Linked DNA regions of Homo sapiens: regions 1 and 2 are each linked to region 3. A link is a contact called in ENCODE Hi-C or POLR2A ChIA-PET data. All regions are on one chromosome and are shown on one strand. Each heading gives the region's core, a stretch centred on a gene start or an enhancer-like site at or near the end of the contact. The rest is flanking DNA. Distances are from core to core; before and after follow the strand shown. Region 1 overlaps TXNRD2 (thioredoxin reductase 2). Region 2 holds the start of GNB1L (G protein subunit beta 1 like). Region 3 holds the start of MRPL40 (mitochondrial ribosomal protein L40).

Region 1 (4,293 bases), core at 1,077-3,576, 460 kb after region 3:
CGCCTGTAATCCCAACACTTTGGGAGGCTGAGGCGGGCGGATCATGACGTCAGGAGTTCGAGACCAGCCTGGCTAACACAGTGAAACCCTGTCTCTACTAAAAATACAAAAATTAGCTGGGCGCGGTGGCGGGTGCCTGTAATCCCAGCTACTTGGAAGGCTGAGGCAGGAGAATCGCTTGAATTCGGGAGGTGGAGGTTGCGGTGAGCCAGATCGCGCTCCTGCACTCCAACCTGGGCAACAGAGCTAGACACCGTCTCAAAAACAAACAAAAAACAATTATTATTATTATTATTATTATTAATTATTTGAAAAGAGGTTTCACTCTGTTGCTCAGGCTGGTCTTGAACTCCTGGGCTCAAATGATCCTCCCACCTTGGCATTCCAAAGTGTTGGGATTACAGGCATGAGCCACCTCACCCGGCCCTTTAACAATTGTTAACATAATTGCAATTGTAACAGGTTGGCTGCCCCAGGGCACCTGCAGACATTAGAGGGTGCATGGTAATATGCATAAATGGTGCTGACCTATCTCTAGAAGACTTTTCACCATGTTGTTCTTTTTTTTTTAATTGGTTTCCACTCAGTTCTAATCATTAAGTACTGAATTTGTCATGGTAACAAGACCCAGTTGGACAACCATGTATGCAGGTGCCGGCTGGCCTGTCAGATAGCTGTGGGCTCTGGACATAAGTGTGAACTAGCCCTCAAGCCAAGCGTGGGGCACCAGGCTGGTGGGTAAGCACAGGGCGCTGCCTCCTGCTACTCTGGCCTGGCCTCTGTGAGGTGTTAGCACCACCATGAGCTAGGGCTGAGCCAACAGTGCTGTCTCAGGAGCAGCAGCGCACGCCCGGGGCCACGTGGTGTGGAGGGGAAGGCCGCAGCCACCGCTCATAGGAAGAGCTCCATGAATGTTCATCTTGGCCCCACTTCAAAAAATATCAAACTCACAATGGAGGCAGATTTGGGTCTCTCTTGATGTCATTAATTACAAACTAAATTTGCACTAAAATAAAAAGGTGTTAGACTATCAAAGAGGGGCCTCCGATCCGTGTCACCTGCTCAGGGATGGCCACTCCACCCTGAGAGCATGGAGGCATGTGGATGCCAGGGTCACTGCTGGGCCCATCCCCACCGGGAAGAGCATAGCCACAAACTTGGTTTCACGCAGCTGCAGCAAGGCGCATCCCTGAGAGCAGTCCTGATGGGCCCACCGCAGCCCCCTCGCCCGGGCAGCATCCACACCCACCGCGGCCCCTAAGCCCCAGCTGCACCCACACCAGCACAGAGGGCATCCAGGAGGAGCCGCCCCTTCCCTCTCACCAGGCTTAGGATGCTCCCACCCATCCCCAGCTTGGTTCTTGCTTTCTGCCCTTTCCTGCTGCCTGGCACTCAACAGAGGGACAATCCGCAGGGACTTGTGTAGCTGAGTCTGCGGTGTACGGGAGCCATCAGCCGAGCACAGCTGAGCAAAGACAGTTGCCTGCCGTGTACATGCCAGCAAACAGTGCCTGGGTGGAGAGAGGAGCCCAGGGCTGCAGCCCACCCTGGCAACAGCTCCCCTCCTGGGCACCGCCAGCCCCCATCATCATCTCCTGGGCACCCCAGTCTCTCTGGCTGTGGTCCAGGCACACGTGCCACGTGGGGGAGACTATACAGGGGCAGGCTGTGGGGGTGGCCTCTGTGTGGTGCCAAGAGGAAGCCGGGAAGCCAAGCTCCCATGCTCCATGCATGTTGTGTTTCAGGCTCTGATGCTGGTTTACACACAGGTGGACATCTCTGAGTTATCTAAGATAAAGCCCAAAGAGGAAATAGCTTCAGTGGCTGGGGTAAGATCCAGACGGATTCCTTCCCTGGGTCTCGTCTCACCTGCCATATCACAAGGCCCCAGGCAGACCTGTGGCCACCCTCCCTGGCACTCAGGCACAACAGCTGCCTGGCTGTGGGACCCCCAGGTTTAGCGAGTCCCCTCCTGTGTCTGCTGGCTCTTCTGGCCATGGGCAGGACTCCTGTGGTGCAGGGAGGGATACGCCAGAGCCTTCAGCATCTCACCCTCAAGAGAGGGACAGAGAACCATCCAGAGGGGCTGGGGACGCCAAAGGGGCACATGAAGATCTCAACTTCCAGTTTTTCAGGGCTGCAGTCCAGAGGCAGTCTGTCCCTTCTTTAAAACCAAATCTAAACTTAACTGCACTTAGAAGCCCCTGCACTGGGAGGCGTTTGCTCAGGATGCCCCAGCCTGGCCCTGCTCCCCTAGACAGCCAGGGATTCAGGCCACAACTGGTTAACTCAGCGGGCGAATTCGAGCCCGCAGCAGTGCTGGCTGACTGTCTTCACTCAGCGCTGTAATCGGCACATCTGCAGACAGGAAATCCTCCTCACTGAAGTTCCCAGTCTATTATCTGAGACACCTGGTGTGGGCGGGTGATTCAGAGACAAACAATGAGCGGGGGCCCCCTGCACAGCAATTAACTGCTTTAACTGCTAATATGTTTAATCCACCACGTGGAGATCAAGGCTGCGTCGAGGAAGGGGCTCTGGTCCTCCTCTGCTTCCAGACTGCAGGGCCCACTTCGCAATGCCAATGTCCATGGTCCTCGCCAGCTGCGGCCAGGCGCCAGGCACACGGGCAACGGGCAGGGCCAGCACTCGGCCCCACACGGGAGCTCTGTGCAGCACCTGGGCCCCTTCTGTGTGTGTGTGCACCGGGCACGGAGGCATCCCCCCTTCCTGTCGGAGCCCAGCTTGTGCGGACGTAGTGCACACCCGGTACAGGAAGCAGAGTCGGAGATGTTGGCATTGCCAGCTGTGCCGCCCCTAGGGCGCTTTATTTTAACCTCCCAGAGTGGATCATCCTTTATTGCAAGTAGAAATAAAGCTTGGTTAAAGGCTTATCGTACAAACCAGCAGAAAACGCTCGCAGTTGCTGACCTGGGAAGTGGCTCCTGAATGTTTACAAAACCTGGCTCTGAGCAGCAGCGAAGTCAGCACATGCCCGAGCGGCCCCCAGCAGGCGCGCAGAAGCCGCGCCGCCCTCGGGAAGCAGGGTCAGAGGCCAAGGACTGTGAAAAGCTTCCACCCCCAGCATCAATCATGCCAGGCAGACTGTCTGGGGGATGCTCATTTTGAAAGTACAAAAAAATAAAACAGACTCCTAGCAAGGGAGGATGGGCGTGCAGGCCACGGCAGCTCTGCTGAGTAGGGAGGGGCCTCGCTTGTTGCCTGCCAGGCTGACGCCCCGGCTTTCCGGGGACACAGCCCCCGGCCCATTGGTCTGCTACATCCCTATGGGCTTGGTCGAGGGCTGCCCCTCGGTTCAATGGCAACAGCTCCCTTATGCTGTGGGTGAACGGAGGTGTCAGCAGACAGAGGAGGAGGGCTAGGGCGCGGTGGGAGGGAGAAACTCGCCACCTCCCCTTTAGAGTGGAGTTTATTTGGGAATGACAGTAGGAGGATAAATTTTGAAAGAAAAATAAAGTGGAGTTTAGGATGAGAACCATCAGTACACTCCAGAGTCCAAAATGTTACCTAATCCTTCGTAGTGTTTATCATAATAAACTTACTTAAAATCTACTTTTACAACGTGGCTGAGAACATTGCTCTTGCTGACTGATCACCTCCGGGCCAAGAGCCCTGCGTGCGCTCAGGCATCTCAGGTCCTCCCCGGTCATCACCTCTGCGCTTGTGTCCACTGCACAAAAGTGAAGCCTCAGCCGCTCCAGGCTGGTTTCCTTTCTGATTTCCCATTCCGAGTGACTGCTTCAGAAGTGCATCACCCTATGACACAGCTTGTGCCTCTGGGAGCCCTCCCCCAGGAGACACTGACCCCTGGCCAGCCCCACGCAAGCCCGGTTAGCTGATGGAGGTGGAGGCAGGTGATCTGAGAGGGACCCTGGCTCTGATCTTGGGCTCTCGCAGGGGACAACGGACCAGGCTCAGCACAGAAAGGCCTCGGAGAACTAACAACACTGACTAGGTTGCTCCCGCCTTCAACATGCAAGTTGACAGGGTGATTGGGAAAACTAGGAGCCTAAACTAGACGGCCAGGCACCGAGGTGGGTAGGACATCTGAGCAGGCATGCTGTGTGTGCCGCCACCCACCCTGACGAGGACCCGCAGCCCTCCTTGCGGCGGCCCATCTGCAATGGCCTCCTCTGCAGCAGGCCTGGGACAGAGCAGTGTCTGGGCGATCCCTGTTGGCTCCAGCTGCCCCTTGCCAGTCCCGTCAGACAGCCCCGGCCCAGGCCTGGGCACAGGTATCCCCTGGCTGTGTCCACACTCCCCACACCTGCT
Region 2 (4,163 bases), core at 163-2,662, 420 kb after region 3:
CTCTGCAAACGGAGGCCCACTCACGACCTCCAGGAAACTCTCTGCTTCACCCCACACACAAACGCCACCGGCTCACTGGGAGCACAAGGCCTGCACACACCTTCATCCCACATCTCCTATCTGCTGGCCATCCCCCCTCAGGGTGAGTTCCTCCAGGTACCTCCCAGGGTGGCCTGCAGCACTAGAACCTGCCAGGGCCACTGGCCCTACCTCCACCACCCAAACACTCTGGAATCCCTCAGGTCTGACCCCCCTCTGGGGGGGGGGTCTTCACCTGAAAGCCCAGCCCATGACCCTGGCTTCCCACCTTACTGCAGGATTATACTAAGGCCTGGACGTGAGTCGAGTCCAGTCCAGTCCCTCACTGAGCTCTAAAAAAGCAGTGACCCCGATCCAGGGCCCAGCTCCCACCACCAGCCAAGGTTAGGTATCCAGGTTGCCCACAATGACCACACCCCATGCCCGGGAGCCACAGTGTGCTACCCAGATCTCTGCCTTCCCTTCTTCCCAGTCCCCTACCCTGCCCACTCACCTGCGCACCTGTGTCCCCTGCAGTCTGGGAGAAGGCTTCCCTGCACCAGCCAGCCAGGCCTGCTTTGGGCCTGAGCCTTCCTAACCCTGGGCCGCACTCTCACCATTTTGAGAACCTTAGCCCTCCCACGCCTATCAGTCTGTTGGTCCCCCTACTTTTCTCCCCACACTGCCTGGCATAGAAGACTTTCGGCCCTTCTAGACTGGACAGCACTATCCTAAAGGGGCAGGTACCACGGCGCATGTGTGTTTGCCCCCACAAGGCCAAAGGCAGCACCTGGAACGCTGGAGCCGTTCTCTGCTCTGGGGAGACCCAGGAGCCCCAAGAACAAAACCTGCCCAAAGCCTTAAAGCAAGCTGAGTGCAGACGACTGCACCGCCCGCCCCCCAGCAACCGCCATGCAGGAAATACGAGCTCACAAGGCCCACGGCAACAAGAAGCCCACCCACCTGAGGCTACGCGAATCGCCCGCGAAGAGGGTCCTGGGATCCGTAGCCACAGACCGTGGGACGGGCCTCCCTCTGAGGGCGAGAGTCCAGGCGCCACCTAGAAAGTGGAGAACGAGATCGGCCGCCGTGAGGCCAGGCAAGGAGCGGGCGCGGCTTCCCGAGACTGCGAGAACGGCCCAAATGTCTCCAGGTGCCCCCACAAACCCCCGGCGCGGACCGAGAAACTGAGGCCCGCAGACCGAAGGCACTGCGACCCAGGCTGGGGCTCCGAGTGCCCCTCTGCGGATCAGAAGTCGGGAAAAGACGCAGGGGCGCAGCTCCAGGCCCGCGTGCACGGAGTTCAAGCCGGCCGCCCGGGCTCCCGCCTCCACACTGACCCTCTTGCCGGAGTCGGGAACGCCTGCTCCTAGGAGCGCCGCGCAGCGTCCAGAGACCGATTACATCGCGCAGCCACGCCCCCAGCGTGCGCGCGGCCGCCGTGTACGACCCGGCGCATGCTCCCGGCACGCTCCACGCGCTCCTCCCATCCAGGCCGCGCCTGCGCTGTATGCCGTGTGGCCGCTACCTCGCAGGCTCTCCCGGTCCCTGCTGGCGCGGCAGTGCCGCGCGGTGGGTGATGGGAGAGCGCGCCCATTCCCACGCCGCGCCAAGTGCCACGGGATCAGGTGGGGCCGCGTGTACAGGCGCGAGACGGTCGGGCCAAAGCTGCCCCTCATGATCCCCAGCGGACGGTGCCCGGCGGTCCCTCAGATCCGGGAAATCTGCACCCGGCTGTGGCGTAGACCGAGGGGCCGATGCTGCTTCAGCCCGCCGTTACTGCCCTGGCGTCAGCCAGACACTGGGGTGCTGCTGGGCGTCGAGAGGGCTGCTGCGGGGCCGGGCTAAGCCTGGGGGGCTGCAGGTGTCGGGGTGGATGTGGGCATAGCGGGGCTGCTGGGCCTCGTGAGCGCCCTGGAACGGCGTGCCCGCGGAGTGCCTCTCATCACTCATTGCCAGTGCGGGGAACCTTGTTAGGGCCCGGTTCGACGTAGCTGCAGGCTGGGCGCCAGAGGCAGGGGGCAGGCAGTCCGAGAGGACCCTCTACCTGCATACCTGGGGGCTGCAGGCAGGGCCTCTGGGCCTCCTTGTTGTGGATATAATTGTGTGCTTCCCGACTCAGGCCGAGGCTGGACCCGGAGACGACAGCGAGGGCAGGCTACCAAGCCCTCCCCACAGGGCCGTGCCCAGCCCAAGCCTGCCGAGTCAGCACCCAGATCCTGGGACAAGATAGGTGAGGATGAAGTGGTGGTGCTCTTCTCACTTGCACAAGCCGTCCCACGCCACCTCTCCTCGGCTTCACGGTGCCTAGAGAAGAGGTGGGAGAGGGTGCAGGCGCCCCAGCTCAGGATCTGATGCCTGTGGGCCAAGGACCTGGATGCAAGCCAGGAGTCCTTGGGGCCACGGGCAGGCAGCCGGATTCACCGGAAAGTGACGCTTCTCAAGGGGAACACACACGTAACACACCAGCTCCCTTTCTGCCCTGGTCCAGTGACTCCTTTCATGAAAGCTCTCTGAAATGTTATCTGCATTTACACCCAAACTCACTCACTTTGATCCCTGAAACGCGAATCAAAGGTCACATTGTACCTTCCCTGGGTCTGTGGGGCTTTCAGCAGCCTGGGCCAAAAATAATAAAAGTGGCACCGAGCCAGGAAACGCCTCCTTGAAGTGGGAATGAAATTTGGATTTTTTTCGGTTGTATCTTTCCTAATTGACCTGATAATTTAAACTTCCTCCCTCAAGGGAAAGGTGGGGGTTCCCACAAATTCAGCTTACCTCAGCCTCAAGGCAGCTCAGTCTACAGCTCAGCGCCCATCAGCAGAGTGGGCAGTGGGCCTGTGGAAGAAATGAATCCAACTGAGCCAGAAAAGGCCTTTTTTGGTCCAAATTTTTTTTTTCTTTCAGGCCCTCTCCTGTGTATAACTGTCATGCACCGCATAACAACGTTTTGGTCAACTAGGGACCACATATGTAACTGGTCATCCAGTAAGCTATAGTTATTTTATTATTGAAGAAAGAAAATTTTTAGGCCAGGCGCTGTGGAGGCTCATGCTTGTAATCCCAGCATTTTGGGAGCCCAAGGCGGGCAGCTCATTTGAGGTCAGGAGTTTGAGACCAGCCTGGTCAACATGGTGAAACCCTGTCTCTACCAAAAATACAAAAAATTAGCCGGGCGTGGTGGTATGTGCCTGTAATCCCAGCTACTTGGGAGGCTGAGGCAGGAGAATCGCTTGAACCCAGGAGGCGGAGGTTGCAGTGAGCTGAGATTGTGCTACTGCACTCCAGCCTGGGCAATAGAGTGAGACTCCATCTCAAAAAAAAAGGAAAATGTTTAATATAAGTGTGTTGCAGCCTAAGTGTACAGTGTTTATAAAGTCTAAAGTAGTGTACAATAATGTCTTAGGCCTTCACATTCACTCACCACTCACACCCACAGCAACTTCCAGTCCTGCACCTCTGTTCATGGCAAGTGCCCTAACCAGTTCTATTTTTTATTTTTTGCACTGTACTTTTACTGTACCTTTGCTATGATTAGGTGCACTAATACCACTGTGTCACAATTGCCTACATTGTTCAGTAGAGTCACTGTGCAAGTTTGTAGCCCAGGAGCAACAGGCCTTACCATACAGCCTAGGTGTGTAGTAGGCTCTACCATCTTAGTTTGTGTAAGTTACTCTATGAGGATCCCTCCATGACAAAATCGCCTAGTGACACATTTCTCAGAGTGTATCCCCACAGTTAAGTGACATATGACTGTTTTTTTATTGTGGTAAAATATAGTAACATTTACCATTTTAGCCATTTTTAGGTATACAGTTCAGGAGCATTAAGTACATTCATGCTGTTGTATATCCAGTGATCACTATTTATTTCTAGAACTTTTTCTTCACTCCAGAACATTAACTCCTCTTCCCCTCCCACTCGCAACCCCTGGTAACCATCATTCTATATTCTGTCTCTGTGAATTTAATTACTCTAGGTACCTCATATAAGTGGAATCATACAGTATTTATCATTTTGTGACTGGATTATTTCACTCAACATGTTTTCAAGGTTCATCCACATCGTAGCATGTGTCAGAACTTCCTTCATTTTTAAGGCTGTGTAATATTCCTTTGTACACATTGACCAGATTTTGTTTA
Region 3 (3,791 bases), core at 790-3,289:
AGAAATGAGGAACAAGACAGCATCAGGGTGACCCTTTGCCTGTCAACAGTCAGACAGGCCAGAATCAGGCCCTGGGCTGGAGGAGTCTCCCTGGGTTGATTTCTGTGCTACAGTGCTGTCAGCAGAGTGGGGTGGGGGAGGGGGAGGCGCGCTTTTTTCATCTACCCGGGGAGCAAACACCAACTCCTGCAGCAGTTCTGCCAACAAGGCAGAACTATGACGAAACTGATTACCACTAGCCTCTCTGTATCAGAGTCAAGATATGGGGTGGATGAGTCCGTTCCCCAAGGGTGTGCTTTGGAGCCACTGCCACAGAGCTAAGAAGCCCCTCTGCTAGAACACACCTGTGCCCTATCTGCCCAACCCTAGTTCACCCTGATGTCCCAGCTCAGCATTAATCGTGGATCCTTCGCGGGGGCCCGGGGCCCCCAAACCCTCCTATTTAGGGACCACAATTCCCCAACTGGGGGCACTGTCCCCAGATCCAGAGGGGCAGTAACAGTCCCTCTTGCAGATTTCGGATCTTCATCCTGCCACTGAAAGGCCACAAGGGGGATTTCATCCCGGTTTCACCTTCAGGACCGTCTGAGCACTTCTCGGGCGATGCAGACCAGTGGAAGGCACTGGCTGGCACCAAGGCCCGCTCCTGGGAGCCAGGCCGCGGCCCCTCCAAGGACCACAGGTGGGCAGCGGAAGACTCAGAGCAAGAGCCAGGGGCGAAGATGGCCCTCGCTGCGGTCAACCCGGAGCACGTGCTGGGGCTCACCAGCCTCTCCGCGCTGAGGACAAAGTCCGCTCCCGCCGGCTTCTTGGCTTGGGCACCGGGTACCGGGCGTCAGGGGCGAGACAGGCAGGACTTGCGCGCGCCCCGACTCGACTCCAGACCCCGACCCGACTCCGGGCTCGGCCTCCCGCGACCCCTGCGCGCACTCACCATTGTGGTTGACCCAGGTCGGCTTCAGGAGCTTCATTGTTCGGCCGCCGCCGCCGCCGGGCTGAGGCGAGCGCCGGGTCCCTCAGCGCGCCCGGGCCATGGAGCCACCGCCGCCGCTTCCTCCCGCGCCACCCGCCCTCCGGCCGCCGCCCGCCCCGCGCCCTCAGGGCCGCCGCGCCATCGCCGGCCCGCGCCCCCCTCCGCCGCCACAGCCGCCACCCGCGCTCGGCCGCCGCCGCCGCCACCACAGCCGCATCCCCTGCGCCGCTCCTCCTCAGGCGGCTCCCGGGCAACGCCGGAAGTCACGGCGCGCACCTGCCAAATCGCCCCGGCGGGAAACCGCTCCCCACGCGGACTGGGCCGCCCCGGCTCCTCCGCTGGCAGGGGCTTCGGGTCGGGCCCGGGCGCGGGCGCCCCAGAAAGGGCGGTTCGCCTGGACGGCGGACAGCGAGCGGGGCCTGCAGTTGCAACCCGGGCCGCCCGCAGAGGCAGGCGGGGCCCAGGTGGCGTGGACCGCCCGTCACCAGCTCTGCCTCGCCAGTCTGAGTCCGACTTATTAACTAGCTTCCGTCATTCATCAACACGCGCTATTGGGCATCTTGCGAGCGCCGGGCTCCGCGCCGGCGCCGGAATGCGATCCGGGCTTCGGACTCGAACGAATGCGGGGGACGAGCCAACCCTGGTGGGGGAGGCTGGGGCGGACGCGTTTATTAGAAGATCGGGGCCGTTTGCCTAGACATGAACATTTGGACTCGGAGGAGCAGAGGGACGCCCCCTCGGCCGCTCCGGCTGCACTGCGGAGCCGAGGCCCGCGCGAGGGCGCAGACCGACCAACCGGCTAGGGCCTGACTGGCTAGACTGTGCCCGCTGCAGAGGCGCGCTCCCAGCACAGGGCGGGGACGGAAGGGAGGACCCCGAGCCGCGTGAAACGCAAGGCCCTCGTGTGTGCGCAGCTGACACCCTAGGCGGGGCTGCGTCGGGGGCGGGGACAGGCGCGTCCCAGCCCACGCAGCCGGAACGCCTGAGCGCTGGGCGCCTGGTCTGCCGGACCTCAGCAGGGGGCACCGCGGGCCGGACTGTGGAGGGGCGCACGCCCGGAAGCGGCGAGGGTAGCCATGACGGCCTCCGTGCTGCGAAGTATCTCGCTAGCCCTGCGCCCGACTAGCGGGTGAGTGCGGACGCTGGCCGGATAGCGGAGTGCCCAGGGCGCGTGCGGGGTCTTCGCGACTGTCCGCCAGGACTCGCCTGTGCTCCCTGCTCGCCTCCCAGTCCACGAATATCTCAGGGATGAGCCATCTGGTCGTGACTCTTATGCATGAAAATCTGAGCACCCTGGCGAGCAGCGGTCCTGCTTAAGTCCTCTGTGGTCTGAACGAAAGATTTTGAAAAACCTTCCACGTTGACCTTGCTGTCATATCAAGTAGTTAGAAGTGCCCCGGGTTTGGGAGCATTGCAATTTTTTATTTTCCTGTGAAGTGGGAGAGAATCAGATATTTATTTATTTATTTGAGACAGAGTCTCGCTCTGTCGCCCAGGCTGGAGTGCAGTGGCGCGATTTCGGCTCACTGCAACCTCTGCCTCCCGGGTTCAAGCAGTTCTGCCCCGGCCTCCCGAGTAGCTCGGATTACAGGCGCCCAACACCACGCCCGGCTAATTTTTGTATTTTTAGTAGAGACGGGGTTTCACCATGTTGGCCAGGCTGGTCTTGAACTCCTGACCTCGCGATCCACCCGCCTCGGCCTCCCAAAGTGCTGGGATTACAGACGTGAGCAACCGCGCCTAGCCTGGAGAAGCAGATATTTATACATACTCTTGTATCTTTCAGGCTTCTGGGAACTTGGCAGACGCAGCTTAGAGAGACTCACCAGCGAGCGTCATTGTTGTCTTTCTGGGAACTCATTCCCATGAGGTAAAACTCAATCGAGGGCCTGACCTCTGGGGGTAAAGGTGTCAGTCTATGTGTAGAGAACAAAGCAAGAATGCTGGATGTGTGGTTTGCAAAATTAACAGCCTACAAAGTTTCTCAGTTAAATTTAGGCCGATGCTTTTCTGTTTTTCCAACATTTTCCAAACCATAGATTGTTGTTTGTAATTTTTAAAATTTGAGCAGTTTCTCAAGAAGTAAGTATTCTCCTTGAAGGGATTCTTGTGTGTTTTAAAGGACACAGCTTAAGTTTCTGTTTCTCCATGACCCTTCCTCTTCCCTGCCCATTCGGAGGCCCTGGAGAGTGTGGGGAAGATGCAAGTATTAAAGGTATTTCCATCTGGCACTCTCGACTCTTTGTAGATACTTGATTCAGTCAATCTTGATAGTAAAGGATTTGATTTTTCTTTTTTTTTTGAGATGGAGTCTCACTGTGTCACCCAGGCTGGAGTGCAGTGGTGTGACCTCGGATCACTGCAACCTTCGCCTCCTGGGTTAAACTAATTCTCCTGCCTCAGCCTCCCAAGTAGCTGGGATTACAGGCGCCCACTACCACGCCCGGCTAATTTTTGTGTTTTTAGTAGAGACGGGGTTTCACCATGTTGGATGTTGGTCAGGCTGGTCTCGAACTCCTGATCTCAGGTGATCCACCCACCTCAGCACCCAAAGTGCTGGGATTACAGGCCTGAGCCACCGCACCCAGTCCACAAATCAATTTTAATAGTAATAAGCTTCTAATCTAACAGTTTGGTATTTTCACTTTTGAGTGTAATCCCAAGGCACACCTGAATCCCAGCAATAAAGAGGAACACTTCCCGATTTTATACCCTGATGCCTCTTGTTGCTTTTGTACTTTTTTTTTTTTTTTTTTTTTTTTGAGACAGAGTCTCGCTCTGTTACCCAAGCTGGAGTGCAGTGGCGCGATCTTGTCCT

What was found. A loop is a pair of places that touch in the nucleus more often than their neighbours do. ChIA-PET counts read pairs that join two places held with the same protein, here RNA polymerase II (POLR2A). Pooled maps may share reads with other maps.
Region 1: a pooled map shows a loop between it and region 3 (6-fold over the local background). The contact joins the enhancer-like site here to the promoter of MRPL40 in region 3. A Hi-C loop is called at or near these places in 6 of 50 pooled maps. POLR2A ChIA-PET finds 5 or more read pairs at or near these places in 2 of 52 experiments (CD4-positive, alpha-beta T cell and CD4-positive, alpha-beta memory T cell).
Region 2: a pooled map shows a loop between it and region 3 (18-fold over the local background). The contact joins the promoter of GNB1L here to the promoter of MRPL40 in region 3. A Hi-C loop is called at or near these places in 2 of 168 maps with a recorded cell type or tissue (ascending aorta and sigmoid colon), 12 of 37 single-sample maps with no recorded cell type and 17 of 50 pooled maps. POLR2A ChIA-PET finds 5 or more read pairs at or near these places in 2 of 52 experiments (PC-9 and activated CD4-positive, alpha-beta T cell).

Annotation. Positions count from the first base shown.
Region 1 is chr22:19,889,350-19,893,642 of GRCh38, forward strand. The region is part of intron 11 of TXNRD2 (thioredoxin reductase 2); the gene reads right to left. Among named protein-coding and RNA genes, the nearest start is that of RTL10, 37 kb to the left of the region's middle. RefSeq lists enhancers at 1,207-1,715, 1,716-2,224, 2,225-2,732, 2,733-3,241 and silencers at 2,966-3,375, 3,542-3,746. Within about 2 kb of position 2,327, at least 13 of the 41 ENCODE cell types and tissues checked have a DNase peak (open chromatin) inside an H3K27ac peak, as active enhancers do; they include CD4-positive, alpha-beta T cell, where a contact is called at or near this core.
Region 2 is chr22:19,853,462-19,857,624 of GRCh38, forward strand. It overlaps GNB1L (G protein subunit beta 1 like), which reads right to left and starts at 1,413. Exons shown (of 8, transcript NM_053004.3): 1 at 1,359-1,413; 2 at 982-1,078. It overlaps RTL10 (retrotransposon Gag like 10), which reads right to left and starts at 1,413. Exons shown (of 3, transcript NM_024627.6): 1 at 1,199-1,413; 2 at 982-1,078. It overlaps LOC124905080 (a long non-coding RNA gene), which reads left to right and starts at 1,511. Exons shown (of 2, transcript XR_007068005.1): 1 at 1,511-2,251. RefSeq lists enhancers at 1-521, 1,944-2,423.
Region 3 is chr22:19,430,506-19,434,296 of GRCh38, forward strand. It overlaps MRPL40 (mitochondrial ribosomal protein L40), which reads left to right and starts at 2,040. Exons shown (of 4, transcript NM_003776.4): 1 at 2,040-2,102; 2 at 2,760-2,843. The coding sequence starts at 2,050. HIRA (histone cell cycle regulator) reads right to left here and starts at 1,228. Exons shown (of 25, transcript NM_003325.4): 1 at 935-1,228. The coding sequence starts at 971. RefSeq lists enhancers at 65-134, 83-830 and silencers at 1,115-1,514, 1,805-2,114.